2 separate regions of the Mus musculus genome follow, and region 1 is linked to region 2. The links are chromatin loops, found by intact Hi-C in ENCODE. Cell type or tissue: left cerebral cortex. All regions are shown on one strand. Links, peaks and the distances in the headings refer to the core of each region. The heading gives the core; the rest is flanking DNA.

What was found. A loop is a pair of places that touch in the nucleus more often than their neighbours do. Peaks named below come from ENCODE experiments on the same cell type or tissue, not always from the same donor. Only the 100,000 strongest peaks of a DNase experiment are listed, where the experiment ranks them.
Region 1: it touches region 2 in a loop (2.1-fold over the local background); 2 of 42 quality-filtered maps call a loop at or near these places.

Annotation. Positions count from the first base shown.
Region 1 is chr12:40,265,403-40,269,799 of GRCm38, forward strand. No RefSeq gene overlaps it. Among named protein-coding and RNA genes, the nearest start is that of Gm40403, 19 kb to the left of the region's middle. In left cerebral cortex, for the core only: no CTCF peak of the experiment used is centred there; no DNase peak of the experiment used is centred there.
Region 2 is chr12:40,323,628-40,328,024 of GRCm38, forward strand. All of the region lies in intron 7 of Zfp277 (zinc finger protein 277), which reads right to left. Among named protein-coding and RNA genes, the nearest start is that of Gm40403, 78 kb to the left of the region's middle. In left cerebral cortex, for the core only: no CTCF peak of the experiment used is centred there; a DNase peak (open chromatin) is centred at 2,199.

The sequences.
Region 1 (4,397 bases), core at 188-4,187, 58 kb before region 2:
GTCCTTTGGTCCTCTGTTCACTTTGATTTTCATGTAAGGAGTTGCCTCTCTCACTGACGATCTAACTCCCTCTCTCTTCCTCTCTCTCTTTCTTTCACTGAATCCTTTTTGCCCATCTCTGTTCTACTAGAAGGCAAGTGAGTTTCCTAACAGTTTCAATCCCCTCATCTTGTGGCATTCTTATGAAGAAACTCACCATCTCGTTTAGCATCTGCTACCCCTGTAAGCAGCTGACCCAGGAAGCACAGGGCCCGAGTGAGCTTCTGCTCGGAATGCAGCAGTTTTCCAGGACCCTGGTAGAAACTAGTGATACATTCAGATTCAAATAGGAGGGGTGGACAGAGCATAGGGAAATTATATGGGTTTGGGTAGAATTCCAGGACAAGCAAAAGCCTAGTCAGAACTTAAGAATGGGACAGAGGGAAGGAAAGGACACAGAGAGAAAACAAATGATCCGACCTGGCTGAAGGATTCAGTGGCCCTCATCGGCCCTGTAGGGAGGAAGCCAGGGAAATAGATACCCACCATACTTCCTCCTCTAGCCTCCCAAGGCCCAGGTCAGGGGATAGGGAGAGTCTGTAGGCTGAAGCAGAGAGTGTGACTTGGACCTGGGCACCCAGAGGCCTAGCATACACATTTTGAAGCATCGAGACATTTCAAATTCAGCATATCTCATAGCAAAGCGCTCATCAAACCACTCCCTAGACCTTGCCAGACTGGTCCTTTCTGTTGTTCCCAAACTTAGGAAGGGGCCCACACACCAACTGGCTTATCCAAGGAGAGAGACGTATAGGAGGGATTGCTGGATGGTCTGCTCTACTTCACTTGCATGAGCTGCAACACAGTCCGAGCACACTGTGTAGTCAAGTTCAAGAACATGACGATGATAACTACTGTCTCCCAGGGTTTGAATTCTTGAGCCGAGAGGACCATCAAGGGACATAAGTTGTTGTGGGTGGCCTTCTTGTGGTGTCCACTGGCATTGGAGGTCCCTGATCTCCCATTAGTCCATGAGCATTGCCTCCTAGCTCCTGCCTAGAGAGCCTCCTTTTGCCACGGTTGGTGAAAGTTAGTTTTTGCTGCTTATCCAAGAGCCTTAATGAGAAAAATAAAATGTCAACTAGAAACTTGGCTTAATGAGTACTGCCAGACTCCTGCCACCCGCAGAGACAAGAACGACACGGACACCAAGTCGGGTTCACGCAACAGCTTCTTCTTTTACTCCTTCTTGCAGCTTTTTCTTACAACTCTCTCCACTTAGGCAATTCTGCTCCTTAAACATGCCATTCCCCTTCATAACCTATGGAAACTTCCAAAAATGGAGCAATGAGAGTGGTAATGTTATTAATTTAAACATGCAAGGCTGCTACATGTGATTGAATGGAACCCCGTGCCAACGTTAATAGTGGGTCTCTGGGGGACGGCTTAAAGGTCACTTTCTTCCATCTTTGAGTCTTTGATCCCAAGTTTTCAAATTGTGTGAGTGAGTACATATCACTCTTGTAACTAGATTTTGCAAAGTAAGTAGGTGTACTAATGCTAAAATAACAGTAAGGCAGGTCTCACATCATATACCAAGACAGCAGAAAAGAGAAACTGCAGAATTGTGTCAAAGTACAATACTAAGGTGCCCTTTTCAGGAATGCTTACATCACCTGTTCATACCAACTCACACTCACACACAAAGTCACATAGTCAATGTCATTATTCAGTGAACATGTATTAAGCATCCACTACGCATGTCTCAGGCAATCAAAAGAGTGAACCATCTTACTGTGTGTGGGTACTCCAAGTAGTCTGTGGCCAGACTACATTCAAGTCACCTGAGGTATTTGTGAAAAGATGATATCTGGATCAACCCCCATCCTCTCCTCATCCCAGATGCCAAGAAGACAACTGAGGAAGATTAAAACTTGACCTTGAATAGTCTAACACATTAAGTGTCCAAAGTGACAGACATTCCAGCCTGTATAAAACAAAAGCAGTCGAGACACAATCCCAGGATTCTAGCCTGACCACTTTTAAACAATGTCCAAAACATCAATATTACAGATTTACACTTTTGCCATCTTAAGAGTAGACATACAGGAGTTAAAAGCTGGATGTGGAGGCGTCAGTGGCCTGAAAGAATAATTGATGGCGTTATTACCCTCTTGTTTCTCCTTCAGACAGACTGTTTGGTTAACAAATTATGCCTCCGTTATATGCCATCTATGACCAATAATAAACACAGCTGGATTTTCACAGCTGTTGTGAATAGAGAATGTCTTATACACACAACTGGAGTGCAGCTCAGCTGACTCTGGAGTACCATTACCTTTGAGACACGAAACAGGAAGGAAATTTACATTAAGTGTTTTTTTTTTTAATTGCAACATAAATATTAACAGGGCCCTTTAAACCCACAAATCCTTATGCTGCCCCTGTTAATCATAGACAACTCATTTGCTTGACTTGTTCTCTCACTCAGTCAGTTACAGAGACATCGCATGCCACGGTTTGAAGGCAGGCTGTGTAGGGTCCAGTTTACTGAAATACCTTCCTTTTAAAAAGAAGTTGGGGCTGGAGAGATTGCCCAGTGGTTAAGAGATCACGGGCTGCTCTTGCAGAGGTCCGTGGTTTGGTTCTCAGCACACACACAACAGCAGCTCATAATCATCTGTGACTGTAGTTCTAGGGAGTCACACGCCCTCTTCTCACTGGATAATGGATAATGTTGCCCGTGGTTCATTTATACATATGATGGCAAAATACATAAAATAAAAATAAATAAATCTCTTTTTAAAAACAAAGGTTTACAAACCATGTAGGGGAAAAAAAAAAAAACCCAGACAGGAGAGACAGTAAGCAAGATTGCCCCAAACATGAACATAGAAGACACTAAGAGTGCTTCAAGGTGGTAGAGGGACTGGCACTTACTTTCAACAGAGCAACCTTGCCTCTGACAGCTCAGCTCATTAGGGAATGAAACAAACTCTTCAACAACTGAAGGTGGGAGTCCAAGGATTAGCAGTGCTTGGAGCCTGCACAGCAGCAGGAAGAGGAAGCTAAGAGGAAGAACAGCTCTTGAGAGTTCCATGTAGGACTGAGCCTGCTATGTTGCCAGGAAATCTTGAGAAACGTGGAAACAAGTGTTTGGAAGTGCTGGTCTTAGGCTCAGTAGAGAGCACTAGGCCAAAGTTCCCTGTTGGCCTGCAAGCCAACGTAGAAGCTCTACTCTCAACTGGAAATATGATCTTCACCCTTTCTTGTTCTCAGCTTCCTAATCTGCAAAGTGAAGGCACCAGGTCAAGTTCATGGGATCCAACTAGTCTGTGATATGATTTTCAGTGGAAAAAATTAGATTTTTGCTGGATTTTGTTAATTTAAATACTTTTATGTATATTCACATGTGTGCAGGTACACATTCACGTGTATACAAGTACATATGTATACATTCACATCTGCGCATATGCTTATAGAGCCCAGGGTTCAACATGGTGTTTCTTCAAATGCTATCTTATTTTTTGAGACAAGGGGTCTCTCCGAGCCTGGAGCTTACTGGTTCAAATACATTACATGGTTGGCAAATCTCAGGAACTCTCTTGTCTCTACTGGGCACTGGGATTACAGGTGAGTGTTGCCAGCTTGGCTTTCTACACGAATAGTGGAGATCCCAAGTCAGGTCCTTGTGCTTCATGGCCAGCACGTTACAAATGGAGCCATCTCTCCACTCCCTAATTTTAATTTAATTTTTGTATTTGTTTATTTCTTTATTATGGGCGGCGCAGAGGACAACTTTCAGGAGTCAGTTCTCTTCTTCCACTGGGGATTCAGGGGGTCAAACTCAGGCTGTCCTGCTTGTGTGGCCAGCACTTCTCCTTTCTGAAACATCTTGCCAGCTTGCAAACACCTAATTTTAATGTGTTTTAAATAAAAATACTACACAGAAACTGCTTGGTCACACTGATGGCAGTTTTTTGGCAAGTAAATAGGAAAAGCAAACCTAAAAAATTATATACATGTTTGTGTGTGTGTGCATGTGCGTGTGCATGTTAAGTAAGTAACACAGGCAGTATACAGATGTGGTGGAATGTGAGAACTCTTTAAATGTTGATGGTAACAGTGCTTCAGTCACTGGGCAGTGGTGGTACACACCTTTAATTCCAGCACTTGGGAGGCAAAGGTAGGCAGATCTGAGTTCAAGGCCAGTCTGGTCTACAGAACTGGTTTCAGCATAGCTAGGCCCGCACAAAGAAATCCTGACTCATAAATAAATAAATAAATAAATAAATAAATAAAAGTGTGTGTATGTTCATTCCCAATAGTCTAAGATTTCTTTAAAACTAAAACTTTGTTGGATTTTCAAAGCAAAGTGAAAGAAAACAGTGAGAGCTTCAAAGCAAGGGTGTGCCAGA
Region 2 (4,397 bases), core at 273-4,272:
ACGGACTGCTTCCACTCTTGTTCTCTGTTGGTCTATTCCCAGATAGCAGCCACAGTGATCTTTCTGAAGGGCACTTCTTCACAGCTGGAACACAGTACAGATTTCCTACCATGGTTTACCTATCTCCATGCCCTCCCAGGCCTCTTCTGGATTCTTATATCCTGATGCCCCTTTCTCCCTCAGGATGTCCCAGCCAGGCTGGTCTTCCTGTTGCATCTCTGTGTGGTCACTCTGGTCTCTGCTTGAACACACAACTCAGTCCTCCACTGACTGGTCTGTTTAAAGAAAACTCTTCCAAAGAAGAAGATGTCCCTGGGCATGGCCCAGCCATTGTATCTGTGACCTTACTGTGCTGTGGTTATCTGCTATGATAGCCACAATATGAGGCTCCAAGCCTACTGATACAATTAAGTGTTGTTGAAGAAGCTGTAATTGTAGCCACTAATAAGTTGCTCTAGCTCCAATAGATGATCTCCCACCTATGCTCAGTCAAGAAACTCTTAAGTCATTCGCCATTCACAAAAGGAAGACATAAAAATATAGTGCAGAGAGACTTGGCAGGAAGTAAAGTTCCAGGAAGAGAAAGACGGGAAAGTGACTAAAGTTAGTATATAAATGGACAGAGCTCAAACAACGAAAAGTGAAAGACAACAGCACTCCTATGCCAAGACAGTTTATGTTCCTGCAGGAGCTACAGACACGCATGTGCTTCCTATGTGCTTGCCCTTCCTTTGCTATCCATGTCCTCCCCTTGAATGTCCAAGGATACTTGGCCTTTGTTCCTGGTTACATTTGCCGACTCTGTCCATAGTAGATACTGCGAAGTTTCTTTTTTTTTTTTTTTAATGTAACTTTAAAAATATAAAAATTGAGGTCAATTTAGATCTTATTTCAGAAAGATTTTTGTGAGGTAATTAAACAATGTCTATAAAGCACACGCTGGGTATGAATAGGTATTCAATATCTGTTCAAACCTTTTATCGTTTACAGTTAGTGCCTAAGTTCCACTTTTAGGGACTTTGGTTTGGCAAGTCACAGTGTCGGGAAAATGCCACAGGGACGATTAGGGTGCTTTATTCTGGTCCAGTCAGTTTTCACTTTTTCCTTTGAACTTTTTTTTCTCTTTCTGACCTTTCTTCTCTCACTCAACTCTGCTCACGCAGACAGTATACCAAAGCCGATAGAGGGCTACCACTGAACTTTTCAAGGAGCTGACACAGATCGGGTCAAGCCCAGCCTGGCTGGCTTAAGCACAACTATCCTTCTCACTCACTGTCTTTCTTCTGGAAGCCTGGAAGCAGGATTTTCTCAGTTATGGCCATGCCTCTCCCTAAAATAAAGGCATTCATTTAGCTAATACAGAGAACTATGAGCGCCATTATGCTTTAGCGGGAGCAAGAATATCTGTTGTTTAGCAGCTTAATGAGAGGCTTTGAAACTGTCATTATGAATCAACCAAACGAAGCATAAGCTCAGACATGCTGAGACCCACCATACTGTCGTTAGAGACAGTTAATCTGAACTCTGTCATGTACTTTCTAGAGACACTTCTTTAAATGTGAAGGATTTACAGGACTATACCAACTCCTTAGTCTAGGAGCCTACATCTACATGGCTTTGTATAGTTTAGGACAAAACAATATAAAATAAAAATAAAAGAAAATGAAACAAAACAAAGCAGACCAAATGATAAAGGAAACAGTTTCCTTCATTAAGTCTGGGCTTGAATCATGAGTGCCTTAGGGACATGTGGCTGGAGCCCAGCGAGGTTAAGCAGTTCCTTATACCTGAGGCTAGAGTAGCTGAACTCTTGGTTCTTGTTGATGAGGAAATAAAGCAAGATTTTGGGTAGATGATCCAGACTGCAAAGGAGTTCGATGTGTTTGTAAGTCTGTTACATTCCAATGTGCTTGTAAGTCTGTTATATTCAAAAGACTATAAGTTATTAGAGATGGAAACTATCTCACCTAAGAGGAAGCAAAGCACCAGCCAACTTGCTCAGGTCAGAGGGAAGCTGATAACAGCCTCTTGGTCCCTTATCCTCTCACCTTTGGTGCCTGCCGGAGTGCATCTTGCCAGAGTGTCCTGGAGGTTCTGGAGATGCTAGAAGGGTTTGAAATGCAGCAGGAAGCTCCCTGGTGGGTGGCCGAGTTACTACTGACAGAGTCCACAGAGGAGGTGGCATGCTGATTTGGGACAAGATTCTCATTGAATGTGCTCACAGCAGCCTCCCACTCCAGCCTCTAAACTCTGAGTAGAGTTCTGACAATCCGCCCTGCTCGTCTTCTGTTCTAATCTTCTGCTGTCTGGAAGGTGCTGCAACGTGCATGGACTGCACAAAAGAGACAGAAGGGAACATAGCGCAGACGACCATTACGGCTTTGTCACTTGCCTGCGTCCCCATGAGGAATGAGCCACGGATGTCTCTCACTCTTTTGCTTCTATTTATTTATTTATTTATTTATTTATTTATTTGCTTGCTTGTTTGTTTGTTTGTTTTTTCAAGATGGGGCTTCTCTGTGTAGCCGTGGCTGTCCTGGAACTCACTTTGTAGACCAGGCTGGCCTCGAACTCAGAAATCTGCTTGCCTCTGCCTCCCGAGTGCTGAGATTAAATGCATGTCCCACCACGCCCAGCTTGCTTTTATTTTTAAAAAGTAAGTTTTTATCATTAGTTATCACTTAGGCAAAATTTTAGAGAATTTATTCTTCACGTTAATGACTTGTTCTTCACATTAAATACTGCTCATTAACATGTCTAAATTAGGACTATAATGATGCTGAGAAGCTGCCAGCTCTAATTCTTTTCTTCAGTGATGTATTACTACTATTTGGAATAGTCTCTTACATGCATATCCTACGCATTATGCTTTTTAGTTATTAACAGACTCTTTAAGCACCCTGGGATGTTGTTAATGCTGAGGTGTCTGTACACAATTCTTTAGTTCAGGGTCATCATATATCTCAGGGACTTTATTCCTTTCTTCTGTCCCTTTCAAAGGTGTCTGCATCATTTTTAAGAATGCTAGTACATCAGCATACATCTTATTTTTTGGAATAATTTTCATATTTATTAACTATTTGGAAATCATTACATTCTTGCAGATTAAAACCGGTTATACTTTCTGTAGAAGAGAATAGGCCATCAAAAAATCAACAGTTGTTAAAAAACTCAGCTAAAGAATACAATGGAGGTACCACCATTATCTCAACCGTGTGAATGAATAAAACAGATGCTGTAGATAGCTAGTTTACCCTGGCTCTGTAGACTTGTGGAAATTACTAAACCTCACTAGGCTCCAGTCTCCATATCTATAAAGAAGGCTTTCATACTAATGCCTGTGTCCTGGGAACGTGGTTAAATGATTCAGTACACAAATACCTGCGACAATGCCTGGTCCACAGAAAGATCTCTGTCAGTTGCTGTTATTTTAAAAATGGGGTTTATGTCAACAGCATCCTCAGGTTGTGATTTTATTTTCATTTCATATTTACTAAGACCATTATATTCTCCTGAGCCATGAAGTGCTACAGCAAATCTGTGGTTAGTACAACCTATCATGTTCCCCATAGGGACAGGTGGCACTCATAAATAATTTCAGCTTGACAGCCAGGCACACTACTTGATGCTCAGGGATTGAAGTATCACACTTTCCTAATATGCTAGCAGAACACGGGTGTGTGGATCCTTTGAAGTCTCCCTCCAAGGTAGAGACTCCAGCTATACAGTGTTCTGCTAGTTCACAGCTCGTGCATATTAGTTTAAAGGGCCCCGGAAGGAGAACTAGTAAATTGCTTTCATGGTTCGCTACAGCAGCTGCATACCAGTGCTGGCATCCACTCCCTGTTGGAGGGGGCTGGGCCCTGAAGCAGCACTGGCTCTAGGAAGTCATGACTGAATGACTTGAAGAGAAGATGGAAGGACTCAGAGGGTGCCTTTGCTGGTTGTAAAACATTTGTAGAAAACCTTGGCAAGTTCCCAGAGCCAATCTTTAAGCAAATGCTAAACTCACTTCTTGAAGAGAATTTCTGTTTAACACTATATGACTAAGTTAAAACACACAAAAAGTGCACATGAGAGCAGGGACTTCCAACACAGATCTCTCTACCCAACATAGGAAGTGGCTGATAATATGCCTTTAGTCTTTCCAAATCATCAGGCTTCGATTTTAATGTACTTATATTGAGAGGGGGAAGAACAGGGAATTTCAGCATGAGAACTTTCATCCTTCATTGTTCTATAGCACTTGTAATCCTTTTCTAAGTATGGGTAGGACCCCTCATTACATACAATGAAAAAGCTGGAGGACTGAGGCAGGCCTGGTGGCATTCTCCAGTCATTATGTCAGTCCAAAATCCCCTCCCAGAATTTTAAATAACTCTAGGAATGTTGTCTCT